Regions from separate parts of the Homo sapiens genome. Here region 1 is linked to region 2. Evidence: chromatin loops called from intact Hi-C (ENCODE). Cell type or tissue: prostate gland. All regions are shown on one strand. Links, peaks and the distances in the headings refer to the core of each region. The heading gives the core; the rest is flanking DNA.

Region 1 (8,327 bases), core at 265-8,264, 53 kb after region 2:
TCAGCTTATTTTTTTAAACTAACGTACCATAAAATTAACTCATTTTTGTATTTAATTCTGTGAATTTTGGGACATGTATGGATAGGTGTGAACACCACTTAATCAGGAGATAGTACAGTTTCATTATCAGAAAAATATCCCTCAGGCTATTCCCTTTCCAGTCATTGATTTTTAAACCTTTCTTCTCTATGACTTTAATGCTATAAATTTCCCTGTAAGCACTGCTTTACCTGCATCCAGTAAATTTTAACATATGAGGTTCATTCAGCTTAAAATTTTACACAGTTTCCCTTTTGATTTCTTGTGTTTTGTCATGTGTATAATTTCTAGCTGTGTTTCTCTTATTGATTTTTCTCCTGCTTTTGGATTCCTTCCCCCATTTTTTGCATGCCTGGTCATTTTTGATTGGTTGACAGTTACTGTGGTTTTTCACAGTTGGATGCTGGATTCTTCCTGTAAATATTTTTGGGCTGATGGTTCAGTTAATTGGAGTTGGTTTGATCCTTTTTTGAGGCTTGCTTTTAAGCTCTGTGAGAGCTGGTCCAGACAGCCTTCAGTTTAGGGCTAACTTCGCCCTATTACTGAGACATTACCCTTCTGAGACTCTACTGTGTCCCATGGTGAGGTGGTCTCTCCACACTGGCCCCCCCAGTGTGAGCTCCAGGAATTGTTCCACAGGCTTCATTCTGGCAGGTCTTTCCCTTTCTTCATGTGCATGCACAGACCAGAACACAGCAAGGTTCTAAAGGAACCCTCTGCACATGTCTGAGCTCTCTCTCTGCAGCTCTCTCTTCATTTATCTTGTCCATGAATTTTAACCCCTTGATCTCCCTGAACTCCAGACTCTGCCTTCTCTGAGAGAACCACAGTCTTTGGGTTTTCTATCCCTTTGCTGAGGCCCGGATACTCTCACTGGACAGCAAGCTGGAGCAATCACTGGGCCACTGCCTTTGTGCTTCTCCCTCTCAGGGATCTCTCTCTTATGCTGCCTGTTCATCCAGAGTCTGATAACCATTGTTTTGTATATATTGTCTTGCTTTCTAAGTTGCCTGAATTAGTAGGATAAATTCAGTCCATCTTGGCCAGAAGCATAGCACCTTTAAAGAAAAAGTTGGATTGAAGTCTAATTGATATGCAATAAACTGAACATATTTAAGGTGCACAATTTAATATTTTGACATATGTAAATACCCGTGAAATCATCACCATGATCAAGGCAGTGTATAATCCAGCATCCCAAACATTTCCTCATTCCCCTCCCTTGCTTCCCACACCCCTCTCCCCAAGTAACACCAGTCTGCTTCCTGTCATGCTAGATTAGTTTTGCACTTTCTAAAATTTTGTATAAACAGAGTCATGCAACATGTACTCCTCTTCATGTGGCTTCTTTCAATCCACTTAATTATTTTGAGATCCATCATGATGTTGTGTGTATCTGTAGTTCATTTCTTCTTGCTGAGTAACATTCCATTATATGAACATACCACAGTTTATTCATTCATCTGTTAATGGAAATTTGGGTTGTTTCCAGTTTTGGACTATTACAAACAAAGCTGCTGTGAGCATTTGTGTGGCCCCATACAATGTATGCCCATACAGAGAGTTGTATGAGCATATACATTCTTTTCTCTTGGATAAATACCTAGGAATGGAATGGCTGAATCATATTTCCCATATAATTATGGGAGATATGTGTATGTTTGCTTTTATTTTAAGATACTGCCAAACTGTTTTCCAAGATGCCTATATAATTTTATATCCCATCACCAGTGTACAAGAGTTCTAGTTCCTTTACCTCCTTTCCAACATTTGGTGTGGCCACCTTTTTAGTTTTCACCATTCTAATAGGTTTGCAGTGGTATCTTATGATCTTAATTTGCATATCCCTAATGACATTGAACATCTTTTCATGTGTTTCTTTTGCCATACATGTCTTTGTTAGTGAAGAGTCTTTTCGAATCCTTAGCCCGTTTTTTAAATTGAATTGAGTAAAAAAAATATTGTGTTTCGAGACTTTTGGGTTTTTTTGTTTTGTTTCTTTTAAGACGGAGTCTCACTCTGTTGCCCAGGCCAGAATGCAATGGTGCAATCTTGGCTCGCTGCAACCTCCGCCTCCCAGGTTCAAGCAATTCTCCTGCCTCAGCCTCCAGAGTAGCTGGGACTACAGGTGTGCGCCACCACGCCCGGCTGATTTTTGTATTTTTAGTAGTGACAGGGTTTCGCCCTGTTGGCCAGGCTGGTCTCGAACTCCTGACCTCAAGTGATACACCCGCCTCAGCCTCGAGAGTTCTTTATGTATTTTGAATGCAAGTCCTTTATCAGAGGCATTTAGCAATGATTTCCCCCAAGTCTGTGGCATGTCTTTTCATTTTCATAACAACATCTTGGGAAGACCAGATGTTTTTTAATCTCCATGAGGTTCCTGTGGCACTTTTTAATACCGCCTTTTCTCTGTATTTTTTCTCTCCCATTCTGGACTGCTAGGCCTTGGAAGGCAGAAACCATGTGCTCCCTGCAGTACCCAGCCTACCGCCTGGCACTCAGTCAGTGCTCAGCCAGAGTTTGCTGATTGGTTGCTGCTCAGCTATGTGGCACGTCCCCAAGGCCATCTCTTCCTGGCAGCTTGTAGCTCAGGGCTTCAGCAAAGAAGGTGCTGTCTGTGTGGTGTAGATGCCAGGCTCCATGGGACAGTGGGCAAGCTCCTCATCTTGGTGACTGGTGTTCTCCATGGGCTTCCTTCCTGCAGCCCTGACCTGTACGGGGAGCAGAGACGTCATGGCTTACTGGGTGTGCTGCCATGCACCTTCATCCATCTTATGCGCTGGAGAGACCACTCACCTGTGTTCCCGCCTGGGCATCCTACCTCTTTTTCTTGGGAATTTCTTCTTGGAAGAGTAGAACTGTATATTCAAGGAAATTGAATTCCTTCTCCCATTTTCTGCTAATGCTATGCATGTATTGATTCATTCATTCTTCCAACAAATATTTTGGAAGCCCCTGTTAGATGCCAGGCACTGGGATCAGTATTGGGGATGCAGTGGTGAAGCAAACAAATGCTTTCATGGAATCTGGATTCTCTTAGAGGAGACAGACAGTAAACTAGTAACCAAGTAAAATAATCCCATGTAGCGAGAAGTGCAACAGTGAAAATAAAACTAGGTAATGCGGTGGGGCAGGCTGAGGGTAGAGGGTACTACATCCGCCTGAGCAATCAGGAGAGGCCTCTTGGAGGCTTAAGTGATCAGGAGGAATAGCTTGCAGTTTCTGATGAATTTCCTCATGTAATTAGTTATTCAGCAAATGCATGTGGAGCACCGGCCGTGTGCCAGGCAGTGTGCTCAACATGGGGACTACAAACTCCAGGCAGACCAACCCAGGCCCTTGCCCAAGAAAGCATCAGTCATTCTTGGACAGAAAAGTCCTACGAGGAGGCTGTCAGCACAATAGAGGGTCACTTGCCTGGTGGTGAGCATGGACTCTGCCCGCAGGAGTGAGGACCCGTTTCCTGAGGACACCCGGGCTATGGTAGAGGACAGAGCAAGAAGGGGCATGAGAGCCTGTGGCATATCCATCAGATCACTGCCCGTTCCCTAGGGTGAGTGGCAGCATGTCCGAGGCAGCGGGTGCCCCAAGAGGCAGGCATCTGGAGCCAGTCTGCAGGGGGTGGCACAGGCAGCGACTGAACTGTGTTCCTATGAGCCGTGTGGGGCTGCTGGGGGGCAGTTGGTCAGTTAGTGAGCTGACCCACTCTGCACCTCTCAGAATGGGTTTGCAGTAATTCAGCCAGCGGGTGGGAGGGATGAGAGGTGAAACTGAGAGGCTTTCTTATCATTCAGCAGATACTTGCTGAGCGCTTGCCAGGGCAAGGCCCCGTCATAGGCACTCAAACAAGCCCAGATGAGTCTCACTGAAGTGAACAAGAAGATTAATTGTGACTGTGACAAATGGTAGAAGGAAATGAACAGGGTGGAGTGATGAGGAAGCCTAGTGGTTGTGCTGCAGGGGTTACTAGGTGCTAGTCAGGGTGGTCGGGGAGGGCTCCTCTGAGGAAGGACCAGCAGAGCCACAGCCCAGAGAGTGAGAAGGAGCCAGCTCTGCAAAGACCTGGGGCAAGAGTCCTCCAGGTGAAGGGAGCAGCATGTACAGAGGCCCCGGGGTGGGAAGGAGCAGAAAGTGGGCCAAGGTGAGGCTGGCCAGGCGGGCAGGGGCCAGGTCATGAAGGGCCTTGAAGGCCCTGAAGAGGAATTGCCATTTTTTCTCCAAGTGCAATGGGAAACCCCTACCGAATTTTTAAGTAGGACAGTGATGTGGTCAGATGGAAGTTTTTAAAAGAAACGTTGGCTACCAGACAGAAAGTAGATGACTGGGGGTGGGGATGAGTTGCAGGAGGGAACACCGAGAGACTTGCTAAGAAGCTGTTGCAGTCATCCAGGCGAGATAATGTGGATTGGATTAGGCTGCTGGCTGGGGAGTAGAGGAAACTGGAAGGACTTGTGATTATTTCAGCGCTAGAGCCAGGACGTGCTGATGGATTGAATGTAGGGGTCGAGTGAAAGGGACGAGTCAGATGACTCCTGTGATTTGGCTTGAGCAATGGTGGGGGTGCATTTACTAGGATGAGGAGACAAGGAGAGTCACTAGGCTAGGGGTGAGGGGTTCTGGTTGATTTGAAAGGAGGGGGCATGAAGGGAGGAGCCTGGGTAAGGCTCAGGTTCCTGACTCCTTTCCCTGTGTGACCAATAGTGCCATTTCCAGAACTAACAAGCATGGGCCTTGGAGTAGGTTTGGAGAAGAAACGGAAAAGTTCAAGTCCGGTGCCCTGAGGCCCAGGTGCCTGGGGAAGCTGCCTCGTGGGGGAGCTGCCACCTGGTTTATGCTCAGTCCTGGCCTGTGAGCACAGAGTCTGCATTTGGTGGGGCTTTGCTGGTGGAGGTTGGTTGAGTGATTGGTTTTTGGTTATGCAGCAGCTGATCAGGCTGCACTTGACCTTCAGCCTCACTTTTCCAGATCCTTACCCCCCAAATCAGGTCCCAAGTGACCTGGTCTCTTTCTCATAGATTTTTTCCTCATAGTCAATTTTAACATAAAAGCCACGTTCATAAAAACCAAATGTGAGCTCAGGCCTTCCAGTAATCATAATAGATTAGATGCTGCACCGAAATGAATATCCCACAGTGGAAAGGGTTGACCGGTTGGCGGAAGGCGCTTGTTGTGATTCAGTTGGGCCACATAATGAATTCTGGTTTGTTTCTGTAATAGAAAATGCAGCCTTCGCTCTTCTATCAAGTCCGCTGAGTCCTGGGCCAGAGGTGGAGGGATGGGGGTGAGTTTTACAGCTTTTGTATCTTGAAGGTTCCCCAGTTCAGTGACCAACCTTCTACTCCTGCCACTCCATTTGTCATTGTTTACCCAGGAAGAAGGAGTCTTGGGCTCTTTGTGTTTTGTGTTTTGTTTTGCTGAGAAGTTAATGGAACATGGATGAGCGATATGGAAAAGGTTGAAAGGTAATAGGCTAAAGGGAAGCTTTTGCCATGCGGAGAACTTGCACAACGTCAGTTTGGATCTTGGCTGACACATAACCAGAATTAGAAGTACATTGGAAATCGGCCCAACATCTGGTTAGCTTTCGAAATCTTTGGTCTATAGTCTTCCAAAGCTGGTAATACTTGTGTGACTGCAGCCAAGGAGACTTTGTGTGGTCAACAGACGTTTTTAAAAAGTTTGAACTGTTTACCTGGTGTTCTCGTGGTGTCTTTATCCAGATCTGTCTAATTATTCTTATGCATCTTTGGTCTGGGTCTTTTACCTCTCTACCCTAAATGGGGGCTACTACTAAGGGGGAAGAATCCAGATATCAGAACTGAGAGGGAAGCTTAGTAAGAGTTACTGACACTGTGGGGCCACACCCTTCCCTTCTGTTTTGGATTCTTTGAATGAGTTAGTTGAGAGTTCCGCCCTCCACCCCTGTCCACGGGTGGACAGGGGACACCCGTTCTGAGTCGGTGGGCAGCTCAGGCTCTGACCCCTAAGGCAGGGCTGTGGGCGGGGCAGGGAACATGTGGTCTGCTGGAAGCCAGAATGAGCTAGTGCTCCCGTGAAGTGCAGCAGGGTTTCTTTGGAATTTGTCTGTCACAAAGCACTTAAGAGTTGAAGCAAATAGGATAATATATTATCCACAGTGTTTATTTCTGTCAGAGGGAAATGACTGGCAAAGAAGCTATTGGGTTTGCAGCAAAACCTGCCTTTCTGTGACCAAAAACCACGGGGTATGCATGCGTGTGTGAATGAGTGTCTGTGTGTGTATGAGTGTGTGTGTGTGTTTGTGTGTATGTCCTTGCACACAGGAGCCGTCTTACCTTTCACATGCATGCCCCTGTTACAGGGTGACATTGACCTTAGCCACTCAGAACCATCAGCCACCAGGTTGTTTCAGGCAGGAGGCTTAAACCTAAATCTAATGTTCGCCACAAATTAAATGCCATCCTAAGTACAGTGATGGTCATGCAATGATTGTTATAGAAAACAAAAATGAGAATAAGTTGCTTTTTCACTTGCCTTTGATAGTACCACCTTAAAATAACCAACTGCTGACAGTGTCGTATTTCTTTCTAGCATGTTTTCTGTGTGGGTGATGGTTGGGCTTTTTTGCACAGCTGTCATATGGTGGCTTCTATTTTACGTATGTTTCCCCTTCATTTTGAGATTTGTCTAATCTTCTGCCCGAAATTTGATCAAAACTACTTAACTTTTTAAAAAATTAATTCAGCAAAAATGTATGGACTGTTGTGTTTGTGCCAAGAACACCACTAGATCACATGACATACATAGCTTGGGAAGGTGGAGGGAAAGAGCGTTAACCAGCGGGGATCATGGTACACGGCAGAGAGGAGGGAGGTAAGAGCCACATGGCTGCATTCAGGGCTGGGCTTTCCACTCTCCACATGACCCCAGGCAAGCTCATGTCTTTTTTGAGCCTCAGCTTCCTCGTCTATAAAATGGAAATACTATTAGCCACTTCATGGAATGTCATGAGGATGAAATGAAGCATTCTACGTCATATGCCTGGCTGATGGTCACCATTTCTTCAGAGCTTACCATGCGAAGGCAATCTTGTCATCTTAGCAGAATCCTCTCCTCCTTCCTTCCAAAGACACTCTGTCCTTCCCCAGAGAGACTGGTGATTTTGTTGTTGTTTGTTTGTTTTGACTGAGTATTTTGGTAAATGATAAGGCCTCCTTCAAAACACTGGATAGTTGGAGTCAAAGAGAGGATTTTAAAGGCCATGGTGGGAAAAAGAGCTGGGAGAGAGAATGGGGCCCCTGGCCCAGAAGGAGCTTTGGGGAAAGAAGGGAGATGTTCAGAGGGGTTTCTGTTATATAGTTTTGCCGTGTGCTGTGTGGAATCACCTCTGCTCTCTGCCTCCCAGGGCTGGTGGTAAAATCTACCTCACATGGACTGCATGGCACTAGCAGGTCAGTTTGGGGTAAAGGGCCGGAAGCATGGAGACCACTTGGAACAGTCAGGGGAATGGAACCACCCCAGTCAGCCAGGGCACAACCAGATTATGTTACGGCCCGCTAGCTGCCTCTCCTGGGCCCCTCCACTGCATCACCCTCCAGGATCCTGGCACGAAGCCTTGCCTGTCCCTTCCCCCATCCTCCACCTCATCACCCCCTCCCCGGCTCTCTCCCACCCAGACCTCTCTGGGTCTGCTCCACTCCCTGCAGTCCCACCTTGGTTTGGCAAGTCCTGGCCCTCCCTGTCCAGTTCAAGGCAAACTCCTGTTCATCCTTTAGGATCCAACCTGAGCAGCTCGCCCCCTGAGAGGGGCCCCCAGCAGCTCAGCATGCCTCTTTTGGGCTGTCTGTAGCTTGATTTAGCTCTTGTTAGGTTTTATCCTTGTGTTCTTTTGTTCTAATTTTCCTTTTTTTTTTTTTTTTTTTTTTGAGACAAGAGTCTCGCTCTGTCACCCAGGCTGGACTGCAGTGGCGCAGTCTCAGCCCACTGCAACCTCCGCCTCCTGGGTTCAAGCAATTCTCATTTCTGAGCCTCTCAAGTAGCTGGTACTACAGGCATGTGCACTACACCCAGCTAATTTTTGTATTTTTAGTAGAGACGGGGTTTCACCACATTGGCCAGGCTGATCTCAAACTCCTGACCTCAGGCGATCTGCCCACCTTGGCCTCCCAAAGTGCTGGTATTAAAAACATGAGCCACCGTGCCCGGCCTAACTTTCCTTTTATAACACGAATGATAAGGAAACACATGAAGTCATGCTCAAACTAAAAATTCTCATCCATGCATTAAGCAGTGCTCAAACTAAAAAT
Region 2 (8,327 bases), core at 127-8,126:
TCTTGTTGAAGTATAAGAAATAATTGGCTGGGCATAGTGGTTCATGCCTGTAATCCTACCACTTTGGGAGGCCGAGGCAGAAGGATCACTTGAGTCCAGGAGTTTGAGACCAGCGTGGGCAACATGGTGAGACCCCTCCACCCTCTATGAAAAATTTTTAAAAATAGTTGGGCATTGTAGCAGGTGCCTGTAATCTGAGATGCTTTGGAGGCTGAGGTGGGAGGATCCCTTGAACCTGGGAGGTTGAGGCTGTAATGAGCTGTGCTCATGCCACAGCACTCCAGCCTAGGTAACAAAACAAGACCCTATCTCAAAAAATAATAATAAATAAATAAAAGGAATAATTATCCAGAATTATGTAAAAGAAGCAGAATTGATCTTGTTTTTACTTTTTTTTTTTCAAGTATATACAGTTAGACGGATAGAAATGTGACATCTATATTTTAGATGTGACTACTACTAGGAGAGGTAAAAATGTAGAAAAAACAGACATTAGGGTTATAAGTCCCAAAATGTTAATAGTGGATATTTGTTAGTGGTGGGTTTGAGACTTTGAATTCTATTTGCTTTTATATTTTAATTTGCTGTTGTCAAAAATGATCATCTATCAGTTGGGTAATAACAACAATACAAACAAAATGCCTAGCTAGCATTTGCTGCATACTCCTTGGGGGTGGTGAAAGCATCCTCACCAGCTGTTTCTGGAGTGTGAGACTGACTCCACCCAAGAGACATTACCCCCTGGCCCCCCATCCCCAGCATGCTGTTGCTAACTGCTGGGAGACGGAGACCTCCAGGGCAGGGGCCTGGGGGAGGGGTGTCATGTCTTTGCTCTATGTCTGCATGTCGTCAGGGCCACTGGGGTGGCCACGGCTCTGGAGGCCTGCTTTTCTCTTTAGAACTCCTCTGGAGCATTTTAATTACAGTGGATTTATTGCTCCATTAGTGCTGCTTATCTGGGGAGCCAGGGGATCTTGCCACAGTGGCTAGTAGCTGTGCTTATGCAGTGGCTTGCTGGAAGAGTTTAGCAGCATTTTGCTTTGTTTACCTCATTCTGGGAGACCCCAGCAGTCCCCTGAAATTGATTTTAGTAAACCTGCCCATTTTCCCTTGTATATCTCCCCAGTAGGGGCCAGGATAAGTGTCTCTTGAGACTAACTCAAATATGTGGATGAACTCACAGTGACCTAAGTCTCAGGCCATTGATGTTAGGCTCAAAGGCTCCTAGTGTTGGCCTCCAGGCTGAGGTGGTCATTTCTCCTGGCAGGCATCGGAATCGGGGTAAACTGAGTGATCTGGTGGCAGAGCACCTAGACCACCTGCACTATCTCAATGACATCCTGATCATCAACTGTGAGTTCCTCAACGATGTGCTCACTGACCACCTGCTCAACAGGCTCTTCCTGCCCCTCTACGTGTACTCACTGGAGAACCAGGACAAGGTGGGTCCAGCCCCGTGGCTCCCGCTGGCTGAAGGCCATCAGAAGTGGGGAAGAACAGTCCCCAGTCCCCTGGAATGGGGCTGAGCATTGCAAATCAGGACTGAGGTTTTTTTTTTGTTTGTTTGTTTTTAAAAGACGGAGTTTTGCTCTTTTACCCAGGCTGGAGTGCAGTGGTGCGATCTTGGCTCACTGCAACCTCCGCCTCCTGAATTCAAGTAATTCTCCTGCCTCAGCCTCCCGAGTAGCTGGGATTACAGGTGCATACCACCACGCCTGACTAATTTTTGTACTTTTTGGAAGAGACGGCGGCATTTCACCATGTTGGTCAGGCTGGTCTCAAACTCTTGACCTCAGGTGATACACCTGCCTGGGCCTTCCAAAGTGCTGGGATTATGGCCAGAACTGAGGTTTTGAGCCCAAGGGAGATTCCTTTCAAAGCACACTGGCTTTCCTTTCCTTTCCTTTCCTCTTATTTCCTGAGACAGAGACAGAGTGTGTGTGTGTGAGAAGACTATAAAAGTGAATGAGAAAAGATTACCGACATCAGGAGGAAACAGGAAACATCTACAAATGTAGGGTTTTGGTTTCTGTGCATCCTTCCCTGAAGTGTTCTCCTCCCCAGTAACTTTTCCTGGTAGTTGCCAGAACCCACTGATTTGGAGAAGATACAGACAGCGACAGAACTTGCGCAGCATGGAGGGAAGGGATGGAGCACACTCAGGGAACGGTCCCAGGGTGGTGACTGTCCACTGTTAGCAGGCCCCAGAGGCCTGTGGGGATGACGGCTGGTAACATGCAGGGCCTCAGGACCAGGAATCTGCATGTCTCACCTATCCCTCAGGTGATTCTGATTCTGTGCTGCTGGTTCTCAGGGCCCCCCTGTGAGGAATGCTGCTTCTGGAGGGGAGGCCTCTGTGCAGTTCCTCCGGAGGTAAAAGGGCCTCAGCAGGAGGCAGGACAGAGCCAGCTGGTCACCATGCAGAGGTGCTCCAAGGGGATGGAGTTTTCAAGATTCTCACTACAGATGAGTAAATAAAAGAAAGTGTATTTTTAGTAGAAACGGGGTTTCACCATGTTGGCCGGGCTGGTCTCAAACTCCTGATCTCAGGTGATACGCCTGCCTCGGCCTCCCAAAGTGCTGGGATTACAGGCATGAGCCACCGTGCCCAGCCAGGACTGAGGCTTTGAGCCGGAGGGAGACTCCTTTCAAAGCACGCTGCTTTTCCTTTCCTTTCCTCTTATTTCCTGAGAGACAGAGACAGAGTGTGTGTGTGAGAAGACTATAAAGGTGAATAAGCGCCTTAGCTTTACCAGAGGCAGCTCTGGGAGGCAGAGACAAAGTATGAGAATTGGAGTTTTCAGACCTGCATTCAAATTCTGCCTCTTCCCTTTCCTAACTCTGTGACCTAAAGCAGTTAACCTGAGCCCGTTTCTTCGGCTGCAAAATGAGGGCCTAACTATTCTTCTCTAACAGGGTGGGTGTGAAATGGAGCATCTTGAAATTCATTATAAACGAGGGGCTTTTCCAAGGCCAGAGTGCCCTAAACCTCCTCCCCCATGCTTTGAAAATAACTTCCCAAGAACAGGCCTCCTGGAGGCCTCTCCTGCCGGGGCGTCCAGTGCCCCAGCTGGTACAAATGAACGTGCTTGGTAACTTAAGGAGCAAGTTCTCGTGGGTCAGCCTCTCATCCGTGAGTAATGGTGAAAGGTTTCTCAGATGGAAAAATAGTGTCCTTGCAAACAGTATTGAGTGGGATTTTGCGGAGTGGACTTTTGAGTAGCACCAAGAAAGGACAGCCCTAGGGCCGTGGAGGAAGTCAGTGGGACAGGACGCCTTTGTTCACACAGAAGGCTTTTGGCTTTGTGTATTTTGTGCTGCTCGCTTGTGTGACCTGATCTCTCTCTCTCTCTCCTGCCACCCTGCACTAGGGAGGAGAACGGCCGAAAATTAGCCTGCCGGTGTCTCTTTATCTTCTGTCACAGGTATGCTTGATCATTCACCAATGTCCCCACTACATTTGGGGTCCCTTGGCGTGCCACTGCCTTGAAGAAAATCCCCAGGCCTTATCACCCCATCTTCTCTGTCCCCCCCATGCTGGAGTAAAATAACAGCAAAACAGAAGGGGCTTTCTGTTTTCCAGGTACTAAATAGAGGTAGTGTGTATCTTTTTCATGGTAGGAGATGGAAATCCAAAGAGAAATGAAAAATAAACCAAACCTAACTTGTATAGTTGATTTTTACCATGAAGACTGAGGTTTCCAAAACAACTGAGGAGTGCTTGAAATGCCCTGGAAATGTGGGCTGCATCGCTTTTACTCCTGCAGCTTTGAATGAAGCCCCACACTGCAGAACCCACAGCGTGCATACACACAGCAACCTTGGTGTAACAAACTTCCTGAAATGAGTCTATTGTTAAAGGGCTTTATCGCGGTTCTAGTTCCCAGATTACCGTGTGGAAGGAATCTTGTAGCAACCTTAGCTCTCAGATTTGTGTCTTGAGCCAATTTATCTCCCTCCCCTCCTTCAACAAGTGTGTTTCCTTCATGTAATTATGTAATATTTACAAGAAGGGAAAAACTCCATGGCGACCCAGTTACATAACTTTAAAAATATTTTTATTACAAGCAGTCCAGACTCTCAGGGCATCTCATTAGACTATTAAGTAGTCCAGCATTTACCCAGAATTCTGTTTCCGCTTTTGCAATGGCACAGGTATTTATTTGCTTTGATGAGGAACTGTCCTTCTGACTTGATCCCCAGCTGTTTTGAATTTGGGGCGGGGCTTTGTCTTTTTGGCCCAAGAGGAGAGGTTCAGAGGCCACCTCCTCCCCGGCAGGTAGGCCAATCCGGACATGTCCTGACCATCACTCACAGCCCAGAGTCCTATTCTGGGGCTATTTGCTCAGAGCTCTGCACGAGGCCAAGTTTGTCTGAATGCCGCTCTGTACGACGGCGCTGAGCATAAACCCCAGCCTCTCCTGGCAGCTTTTTTCTGCTGCCTCTTTCCAAGTCTGCCGGCATCTCCTGCTTGAGATTCTGAGAGTCCAACAGGACCCAAGCAAGCCAGTTCTCAGCCCCAGGAATCATATGGAAAGCATCCTCAGGACCCTTCAGCTGTTGGAGCATTGCCCGGGCAGGGTCTCCTCCAGAGAGCATGGCCGCCAACTGCCCACAGCGGGAACGTCAGTGGAGAGAGTTAGGACTTTTCTCTGAGACTCCTCCCTCACCGGTTTGCTTTGTAAAGGACCAGTAGCCCATGCACCCAATTACTTGTTTCAGTATCTCACAGAAAACATAGCTTGTAATTCATTGTTCCTCAAACTTGAGTAATACATCCCTTTTAAAGATAAACAACCTGAAGCCCTGTTTCCCCCTGCATTTTCATTTAGCTTAATGAAAATGTGACCTAAATGTGTGAAAAACCTAAAATCAGGTATAAATCCTGTGTCCTGAAAGCCCCTACTTCAATATAAAATCATTGCATACTTGCAAATTATTTTACAAGCATAGCTAGAAAACCATGAAAATTTTTATGGATGACGTTAATTTGGTGTGACAGGTGATGCTGTCCTCCTAAAACCAAACTGCTAACAGAGTGTGGTGTAGGCAGCTGGGCCCAGCTTTTTGAGTCTGGCCTGCACGTGCTTCCACGTACCTTACAGTTACTCACCCTCCCTCTTTTTTGGGTTCAGAGCCAGGGAAATGAGCACTGTGTGTGTCCACAGGCAGGAATTGGTTGCTTTGTTCAGGGGGGCCTTTGTAGGTGCTCACTGAATGCTTGTGGACTGAAAAGAAGGAATAAATGATCAGTTAAGGCCGCATTCATTCAAGGTACGTAACGGATATTTGAGAATGAATGACCACAGTGATTGGTGTTTTGTGTTGTTGGTAGAGTGATGTGTGGCAGTAATTCGGCCATAAGGAAGGTGAGAAAAATCATCATTGCTAACATTTAAGGGCCTGCCAAGCCTTGGACGTGGGTTAACTCATTGAATCATACTATGTGGTCTCTGTGATAGAAAAGGTTCCCAGTATTTTTTTAAAAGATGCAATTTTTTATAGGGAGGTGCCACATGGCCATTCTGCCTGTACCTTTTATCTAATTTGAATTCTATGTATTTGTTAGAATAATATATTCCCCTTGTTCAAACAGTACAAAACATGGCATGTGAAAAGTCTCTCTCACTCTATACCCTGAGCACCCAACTGCACTCCCCAGAGGCAGCCTGTGTTGATTTTTGCCTTCACTTTTTAAAAAATAATTTTTTTTAAACAACGTTTTTTAAAGTTAAAAAGTTCAAACATGTAAAAACCGGGTTTCTGTTCTAGTTTTGTTCAGGCTCCTGACTTCTATCCCCAGAGACAATTAGGGTTACAGGGTTCTCGTATGTCCTAACAGAGACATCTGTCAGGGGTTCTTAACTAGGGGCAATTTTGCCCCTCAGGGGATACCTGGCAGTGTCTGGGGAGATGCATTCAGTTGTCATGACCGAGGCTGGGGTGCTACTGACATCTAGTGGGTGGAGGTCAGGGATGCTGCTCACCAGCCTGCAGTGTCTGGGACAGCCTCCCTCCATACTCAGTTATAGCCCAAATTGTCAGCAGTGCCAAGATTGAGAAACCCTGGCCTATGCATATGTAAATAAGCAAATACAAACATGCACACGCTTTTCTATGCAAATGGTAGATAAGCCACACCCTGTGCTACACCCTCTTGCCTTTACATTTTAAAACAAAATAGCAGGCATGTCTAGGCCAGCTTTGCAAGACAGTTTTGAATACCCTGATTCTTAAAGCTGGTCCTCTGAACATTGGGCAACAGGTGTGGGAGCAGGGCCAGCTTAGCCCAGAGGCAGCCCTCTGATTTTGCATCCTGGCCCACCTGGGTTTGCCTCTGTCTCGTGTGATTTTCAGCCCCGTAGTTCACATACCTCCTGACGATGCTGTGGAATCCCCGTGTGCTAAAACCCACCACAGGGTCAGAGCTCCCTCCCGTGATGGAATCTCTGTGTAGCCAACCCTCTGCCAAGTCCTTGATTGGAACAAAACTCTCCGGCCCCTTCTTCTTGTATCACTAAAGTATTGGGACAGTGCCTTCTAGTCTTCTCATAACCAAATTTGACACTAAAATGCCCATGGAAAGGAAGGAGTGTGCTGGTTTGGCTGTTCTTTCCCGCATTGCTCCACTTCAGCCGGATTTGGCTTCACCCAGCCATGAGGGACAGTCTCGCATTAATGCACTTCCTTCCGAGGAAGAGCAGCCAGCCAAATAGGCAACAGTCTGAAGGAGAGACTGACCTTACAAGAGTGGAACCGAGTCCTGCTTCCTGTGGCTCATTCTTTGAATTTTGCATCGTAGGAATTGCTGCTTAATACAGGACTTAGGTAGCCCAGCCTGGTCGCTTCTGATCCAGGAAGCAAGAGGTTGAAAATACCGCACACTTTCATGCAAATCCCGTTTCTTTTTTTTCCGCCAGGTCTTCTTAATTATACATCATGCACCGCTGGTGAACTCGTTAGCTGAAGTCATTCTGAATGGTGATCTGTCTGAGATGTACGCTAAGACTGAACAGGATATTCAGAGAAGTTCTGTAAGTCATTAGCTTCGGGACTGACCTTAACAGGAAACCATTGCTCATTTTGCTAATCTGTGTGTTTCTCTAAAATCAGAAACTAACATTCTGAATATATAGCAGTGATGATGCATAAGCTGGTCCGGGATTCAGTGAACCTAATCAGAGTCTTGATTGCATACCCAAGAGAAGCTGGGATCAGGGACCACCTGGATTTGATTGATTGTGTGTTCTTAAACATGGAATTGTACCACTCCGGGCCTTAGGTTGCATATCTGTGAGACACTGTTATCGGGACACAGTGAGAAAATGCCTTATCAGAGGAACTAATGTCTACAGAAGTTGGGCGATGAACATCCATGAATGACTCAGGCCCCAGGTGAGGGCAGTAGAGAGTGGCGAGGGGTGTGGCAAATTGGAGAGTGTATGCCACCTTGGCGAGCAGCTCCTGTTCTACCCCAGGCTGCTGCTGTTCTGCAGGAATATGGATGTAGGATTACTAGGTTTTTTCATGTTTCTAGAGAAGCGGGAAAAACGCATTGTTACGTGTAATCTCTAGTTTTAAATGATCATCAAGCTTTGGACTAAGTAGCATGTTTGTGGTCTGCAGGAAGGAGCTTTGGCGTTCCATTTGGTACACTGCTGAGGGAAAACACCTGATGGCCAGTGTTGTGACTTCTCTTGAAGCTTTTCCATCTTGTCCTCTGTATATCTCTGCTGTCATCTCTCAGATCCTGCTCACATGTCCTGAGCTCCAGCTGCCTTAATCCTGGTCTGACTTGCTTTTCCCCCAGCATGTCCAGCATTTGTGCCTTTGAACCTGCGCCTTTACCGTACCTACAGCCTGGTTCCTGATGCACCTGGTTCCCTCTTTTCAAAGGTCTTACCCACTCTAAGCTCCTTATGGCAGGGATCTCACCTGTCACTGAATCAGCTGCAGTCTGGGCTGCACAAATGCTCATCTCACTTATGCGGAGCCCAGGCTGCAGCTGATTCAGTGACAGGTGAGATCCCTGCCATAAGGAGCTTAGAGTGGGTAAGTGAGATGAGCATAGTGCGTTTTATACAAGGGCTGTTTCATAAAGGTTTCCTCTCTGCAGCCAGGTGCTCAGGCAGTGGCCAGGCTGGTAAAAGGGCCAGCTCGCCCTGGGGTAGTAGATTTGCTGCCCCACCTACATGAATGGGTGGAATGTGACCCTGTGGATGAAAGGCCACCACTGCATGGAGTACAATTACAAGAGGCCCCTGCCCTTCCACTGGTTTTGGTGTATGATGGTCTGGCCAGGTCATTTTGTTATTCAGGGGAGCATT

Evidence for each region. A loop is a pair of places that touch in the nucleus more often than their neighbours do. Peaks named below come from ENCODE experiments on the same cell type or tissue, not always from the same donor. Only the 100,000 strongest peaks of a DNase experiment are listed, where the experiment ranks them.
Region 1: a loop joins it to region 2, with 2.6 times the contacts of the local background. A loop is called at or near these places in 7 of 110 quality-filtered maps.

What each region holds. Positions count from the first base shown.
Region 1 is chr16:11,028,621-11,036,947 of GRCh38, forward strand. The region is part of intron 13 of CLEC16A (C-type lectin domain containing 16A); the gene reads left to right. Among named protein-coding and RNA genes, the nearest start is that of CLEC16A, 88 kb to the left of the region's middle. In prostate gland, for the core only: no CTCF peak of the experiment used is centred there; no DNase peak of the experiment used is centred there; H3K27ac peaks cover 647 bases.
Region 2 is chr16:10,975,958-10,984,284 of GRCh38, forward strand. CLEC16A (C-type lectin domain containing 16A) reads left to right here. Exons shown (of 24, transcript NM_015226.3): 8 at 1,268-1,442; 9 at 3,372-3,425; 10 at 6,921-7,034. Among named protein-coding and RNA genes, the nearest start is that of CLEC16A, 36 kb to the left of the region's middle. RefSeq lists enhancers at 3,945-4,446, 4,447-4,946 and a silencer at 6,013-6,082. In prostate gland, for the core only: no CTCF peak of the experiment used is centred there; a DNase peak (open chromatin) is centred at 4,284; H3K27ac peaks cover 2,923 bases.